Regions from separate parts of the Mus musculus genome. Here region 2 is linked to region 1. The links are chromatin contacts, found by Hi-C or POLR2A ChIA-PET in ENCODE. All regions are on one chromosome and are shown on one strand. Each heading gives the region's core, a stretch centred on a gene start or an enhancer-like site at or near the end of the contact. The rest is flanking DNA. Distances are from core to core; before and after follow the strand shown.

Region 1 (3,165 bases), core at 310-2,809:
ACACTGCAGCTGTCTTCGGACACGCACTAGAAGAAGAGTGTATCGCCACCATGTGGTTGCTGGGAATTGAACTCAAGACTTCAGGAAGAGCAGTCAGTGCTCTTAACCACCGAGACATCCCTCCAGCCCTGCACCACTTTTCTGACCACATTTCCCCAGCTCTGTGTATAATTTAGGTAGATTGTCTTCAGAAACTCACAAGAGACTCTGAAGTAGTTTGGGTGCTCTCCCCCTTCTTTTTGCAATGCCCCACTTTGCTAATGTCAGTTTGATTTTAAAATATTGCCTTTGGATGCCCCATCTTCGGTTTAAATCGTTTAGCGTTTCTTCAACTTGTCCTTCCCAGGGAGAGACTGTGGCCTTGCTCCAAACTACACTCTGCCTCATCCTCTATGTTTCCCCATTTGCTTTGGTTCCTATAGCTGGAGCCAACACTCTCCAGACTGCTGTGTGTGCAGCCTGCTGGAAAGAAAACAGAAGCGGGTTCCTGCTGCTCCAGTCACGGGGCTGAGGACTCAGAAACCCCTCAGAGGAGCAGCTGGTGAAAAATGACAGGCCACCCTGGGGCTCCCAGTTCCACCCTAGAGGGACACAAAGGGCACTGGAAAACTGTGCGTCTGGTTTCTCAGGGGCCTGACACTTTGCTCTGTTGTCCCAGTGACTCACGTGATTTTCCAGGCCTTCAAACTGGGTCAACAGCTTTGTTTGTCCCTATGGCTCCGCTGGGAGGCCACTCTGGGAAAAGTGGCTGAATGGGGATGTTTGGCCAGGTGATTCTACTGGCTTTTAGCCCCAGGGATGATTATTGATATTCAGGCCAGGAGTAAGGAGAATTAAACACTTCGTCCAGTTAAATCGACAAATGTTGTGTCCCTATTTGACAAATGTTATGTCCCTATTTAAGTGTTAACAATGCTGCTACACAGTGGCCCTCCACATAACCAAACAGAGAACTTGAGAGAGCCCTACATGAAGAGATCCACTCTATGCAAATAAGAAAAATGGCAAAATGGATGGGGGCTGGGTGGTATGGGATGGCTCAGTCAGTCAATTGCTTGCTGCTCAAGCCTAAGGGCTTAATTAAGTTCAGACCCCCCAAAAGCCACATAAAAATGCTGGGCCAGGCAGCACACAGCTGCTATCCCAGTGCTGGGGAGGTAGGGGCACAGTGACACTGGGGGGTTGACAGTCAGCTAGTTTAACTGAATCAGGGAGCTACAGGTTCAATAAGAGACTCCATCTCAAAAGTTAAGTTGGAGAGAAACAGAGGAAGGGACTTACTGTTAACCCCTGTCCTTGAGTGTCACCCAACCTAGCATGCACGACTTCTTGCATGACTCTTGGAACTTCAGAAACAAAACCAGCAAGCTTGTGTTCACCGTCTAAGTCAGAGACACTCCCATGAGTCTGTGAGTGGGATCTGACAATTTCTTCATTGATTGAGTAGAAGGGTGAGCCTGGGTCAGTATTCCTCAAATTTGAGAAGTCAGGGACCCAAGAACACATTTGAAGAACTTGATTTTCACATGTTAGACCCACAACCTTCCTGTAGCAGTGTTCTTCCTAGTGGACAGGAAGGAAAACCCAATCGGATGTGCATCAACAGATGTGCGGATTGGCAGTGAAAGGCAATGGGGAAATCACTCAGCCATTTAAAAAAATGAACTAAGGGTGGGGAGTTAAGACGACTCAGCAGTCAAGAGTGTATACTGCTTCTGCAGAGGACCCAAGTTGGTTCCCACCACACATAACGGGTAGCTCACAACTGCCTGTAACTCCAATTTTGGAGATCTGACACCCTCTTCTGATATCCACAGGCACCTGCATACATGCGAGAAACAAACACACACACATGCACACACACGTCAAAATAAATTAAAGGAATGCTGATGTTACAATTTGGATGTATCTTGGAACTGTTTTAAATGAAGGAAACCAGACATAGCTTATCTTGAGAATCCATTTGAATGGAATGTTCAGAGTGGTCTAACCCAAAGGGATAGAAAGTAGACTAGCGATTTCCAGGGGCTAGAGAGGAAACGGAATAAAGATTGTTAATGGATATGAGGAGGTTTTCAGTGGTGGGGGTGGGGTTGGGGGTGGGGTTGGGGGTGGGGTGAAAATGTTCTGTAATTATATAGTGGTGAGGACTGCACAAGCTCATGCCAATACTCAAAATAGGATAAATACTCAGAGGATAAATTTTTATAACATGTGAGTTATATCTCAGTAAAAAAAAATCACTTATAATTTTAGTTGATCTCTATTTTGAGAATTACTTCCCAGGGAGGGGGTACACAACATCTACCCCCCTTCTCATAAAATGCCAATGGCAAAGCAAAGTTCAATTCTACCAAAGTTCATCTTGGGGGACCAATGAGTTTCGGGAGCCCGTTTATAGAGCCTGTGTGAGGGGCAACTGACAGGAGTGTGGCGACTCCTGAGCAGCTGCTTTGAAAAGTCTTTACCGAGCATGGATGATGGTTTCTTCCTAGCCAGCCAGGCAGAGGCCCTTCCATTAAAATTCCCCAGCCCTCCAAGGCTTCAGCCATGTGCAATTGAACAGAGTGGCAGACAAATGGCTGGGAGGTGTGGTTGAAATCTCAGGTAAGAATACAGTACCCTGCATATGTATCAAAAGATGGCCTAGTCGGCCATCACTGGAAAGAGAGGCCCTTTGGACTTGCAAACTTTATATGCCCCAGTACAGGGGAATGCCAGGGCCAAAAAGTGGGAGTGGGTGGGTAGGGGATTGGGGGGGAGGGTATGGGGGACTTTCGGGATAGCGTTGGAAATGTAAATGAGGAAAAAACCTAATAAAAATATTTTTAAAAAAAGAATACAGTATCTTCCCCTCCTCCTCCTCATAGAAGGGAATGAGAATAAGCCTGGAGCTCCTTGCAAGCAGGCAGAGTTGCTCTGATGAAGCTGGCAGCTGCGTTTGCTCAGGGGTCTGAGCCCTACAACAATCTCCAAGTACGTGGGCCTGTTTTCTGGTTTGGTTTTGTTTTGTTGATAGATTCTCACGAATCCCGGGCTGGTTTCAAACTCAGTCTGTAGCCAGAGATAACCCTGAACAATAATCCTGCTTCCCTCTCCCTAGTACAAGCGTCACAGGCCTGCACTGCCGTGCTCAGTATGCAGGATTGGGAATGGAAGCAGGGC
Region 2 (3,165 bases), core at 215-2,714, 35 kb after region 1:
AGGCAGAGGTGGTGCACGCCTTTAGTCCCAGCACTTGGGAGGCAGAGGCAGGCGGGTTTCTGAGTTTGAGGCCAGTCTGGTCTACAGAGTGAGTTCCAGGACAGCCAGGACTGAACAGAGAAACCCTGTCCCGGAAAAGCAAAACAAAAAAAAAAAAAGGGGGGGGGGAGGGTGTGGGGATCAACAATGGTATTATTTAATAATTTTCAGTGAAATTAGTGTATTTTTATCTACACAATATAATGTGATGCCCACACATTTTTTAAACAATTTGAACTATATTTGGTGAACTCAGTGTTGAAGAGACTCAAACTTAGATTTAAAAAAAAAAAAACAAACCCTCTCAATCAGGTTCTCTGGTCCATATGTTGTCTAGAATATAAATATAGATGCCATTCTTCAAGTACCACTCACTGTTCCCAGCTGCTTTGTTCCCTACTTGCCATTCAGTGGCTTCGGCCTGCAGTTAGAATTAAGGATAGTCTTGTATTTCTAGGCCCTATACAACGGAGCTCTCAACTCCCTCTCTAATCTAATGGAAGGCTTCTCCAGGCAAAATACATTTCTCATCAACACAGATTCCTCGCAGTTCTAAAAGCCAAGCTCCTCCCTATTGCAGGTTCTCTGCATGATCTTTTTGCTTTACTCAATTCTCTGGGGCCTTTCTTCCATTACTGGCTTCTTCCTGCACTTCAGAGAGGCACAGCCTTGATCACTCTGGTTTCAAAAACCACCCTGTTATCTGCTACCTAGAATTCTTCCTAGAACTTTTATGTTTCTTCTCCAAGCATTAAATATATTTGGTTGTTGTTGTTGTTGTTGTTGTTGTTGAGCTTCTCCCACTAGACCTCAACTCCCTCAAAGCAGACCTTTTCTGGTTCCCTGACTGTTGTGTGTCAGCCCTGCTGGGTTTTCCAACAATATTGTCTGGATGAATGAGTCCAAGAGAAGGAGTGGAGGTATAAAATAAAACTGTAATCTCGGTTGGCAATAAAGATGAAGCCTGTTTTGCATAGATTAACTTCAACCTAGAGGAATTTTTTTTTAAAAGGTCCTATTTCTTCCTTCATTTGTTCATAGAATTCCAGCTAACATTATTCAATACTTTTTAGGCATACACTTTACATTTCTGAGTAACTCTGTAGAGGTAATCAACCTTTATTATCCACATTTTTCAAAGGCATCTTGCCAATAGCCATTAACAGTAGACCTGCAGTCTAGTTTAAGTAGGCCATATCCAATTAATCAATGTAATGGACACCCTTTCAATCAACAATAGCTGTTTTATCAACGCGCTTTTCAGAGAACCCCTCTGAATTCCCCCTTTTCCCTGACCTCTGTCTCGGGACTGAAAGCTACTGGTGGTTGCTAACCGCTTAGGGGGTTTTCTGCAGAATACCAGTGACTTTGGTGGGCGGATCTCAGCTCAGACCACTGCACCAAGCAGCAGTGCCGGGAAGGAAGAAGCAGGTCTGTTGGCCATAGCTGGATGCTTGTGAAAGAGGAAGGTACAGTGCGCCTTGTTCTTACTCGCCAGGGGCTCGGAATCTCCCAACCTGAAGGGGAACCACGACGCGTTTCCCCAGCTACACTCGCCGTCACCAGCCAGCCCGGCCCCACCCCGCCCACAGCCCCACCCAGCGGCCCGCCCACTTGCGGGACCCTTGTTAGTCCCCTCCCCCCACGACCCACCCCCTAGCTCGGCCCATTCCTGCCCCTCGGGTCAGATTCGGCCTGTGATTGGTTTTTGTTGCCATAGTCCCCGCCCCCATGTCTTTACCGTCACTCCCAAGATGGCGCCGGCCGCGGCGGGTTCGGCGGCTGGTGCTGAGGAAGGAGGCGGAGGCTTTGGCGACCGCGCGGGGAGGGGGAGTCCCGTCTGACTGAGACGGCTGGGCGGAGCGCCGGGCCGGGAGATGAGCTAAGCTGGCTGCAAGCGCCGCGACATTCAGCCCCCTCGTGTCCCGCCCGCCGCGCATGAGGGGATCAGACTCTGCATCTCAGGCTCTTCCCGGTGCTCGCGCGGGGGCCGGCGGGGAGGTGAGTGGCGGGGGCGGCGGCGTGGGCATCGGTGGCATAGGGAGCTGTCACGGCCCTGAGGAGGTGACTGGCAGGGGGACGCCGAGCCGGGTGATAGGACTTGGAGGGCCGCTAGGCGCGGGCAGCTGCTAGGAGGGGCTCTGGCCGTCCCGGAGGATGGCGAGATGCTGTCGATGGCGTTCGCGCGCCTCCGTGTGGGAACGAGCGCGGGACACCGGGGGGGTCCCTCCGGACTGGCCATTTGGTGCTGGCCTGGGGCTGTTGTTGTTGGGGTGATGGGGCGGGGGCGGACGGTGGGGAGGTCCTGAAGCTGGGATTTTGACAAGCTCGTTACGTAAGGTTGCTTCCCGGAATCCCACCTGCTCTGGGTTTCAAACCCGCGGCGGGGGCTGCTTTCCCGCGGCTGTTCAGTCCAGATGCCGGGGCCCGGCTGGGGCTCAGGTTCCACGTGAGCCCGGCCAGCGTCCAAGTTGACCAGTGTGTGTGTGTGTGTGTGTGTGTGTGTGTGTGTGTGTGTGTGTGTGTGTGTCTGTGCACACGCGCGCGCAATTCTTGGTCATCACCACTCCTTTTGAAGTTTATCTCTTTCTAGAGGGGAAAGACGAAGGAGGGGGCAGGGGGAGAAGGGGCAAAAAAGCTTGTGACCTAGAATTGGGTCGCAGCGACATCTCTTTTATGGTGCTTTTAAATGACAGGACGTAAAGGGAAACTTGGATGTTGCTGCTCCAGTGTGCTTTTCCTTCAGACGAATGGTTGGCCTCAGAGCGGTAGAGACGGTTTTTATTTGTCTTATAGGACAGTTATTTCTTGTTTGCAAAACAGGACAGGCATCAGTCAACAGGCTTGTATTTATCTGAGGGGAAAGTGGGTGTCAGCCAGCCAGAGAGACATGGGAGGGCAGGAATTGTGTCACTCTGTGAGTATATTGTTCTTTTAAGTGTGTTAGATATGAATGAAAAGGGTAGCCCAAAAGTAAAATAAACAATATTACATTATCACAAGATTATCTTTAGTGTATATACAGCCTTAATCTGTTTTCTGCCCACCCATTGTACCTCCTCTTTCCTTGGAGGAAGGGGGTGGAGACACCTGTAAACATCGTAGCCCAGGTTACACTAAGTTATT

Evidence for each region. Hi-C counts contacts between places; a loop is a spot of excess contacts on that map. ChIA-PET counts read pairs that join two places held with the same protein, here RNA polymerase II (POLR2A).
Region 2: a loop to region 1 is called in a map of heart, with 2.6 times the contacts of the local background. The contact joins the promoter of Dennd4a here to the enhancer-like site in region 1. A Hi-C loop is called at or near these places in 11 of 37 maps with a recorded cell type or tissue (T-helper 17 cell, heart, left cerebral cortex and 2 more). POLR2A ChIA-PET finds 5 or more read pairs at or near these places in 2 of 5 experiments (Patski and embryonic stem cell).

What each region holds. Positions count from the first base shown.
Region 1 is chr9:64,774,077-64,777,241 of GRCm38, forward strand. Gm36365 (a long non-coding RNA gene) reads left to right here. Exons shown (of 3, transcript XR_379558.3): 2 at 2,871-2,976. Among named protein-coding and RNA genes, the nearest start is that of Gm36365, 4.3 kb to the left of the region's middle. Within about 2 kb of position 1,560, at least 1 of the 3 ENCODE cell types and tissues checked has a DNase peak (open chromatin) inside an H3K27ac peak, as active enhancers do; it is heart, where a contact is called at or near this core.
Region 2 is chr9:64,809,547-64,812,711 of GRCm38, forward strand. It overlaps Dennd4a (DENN/MADD domain containing 4A), which reads left to right and starts at 1,465. Exons shown (of 35, transcript NM_001162917.1): 1 at 1,465-1,474; 2 at 1,794-2,040. Gm36459 (a long non-coding RNA gene) reads right to left here and starts at 1,869. Exons shown (of 3, transcript XR_379559.2): 1 at 1,781-1,869; 2 at 1,400-1,556.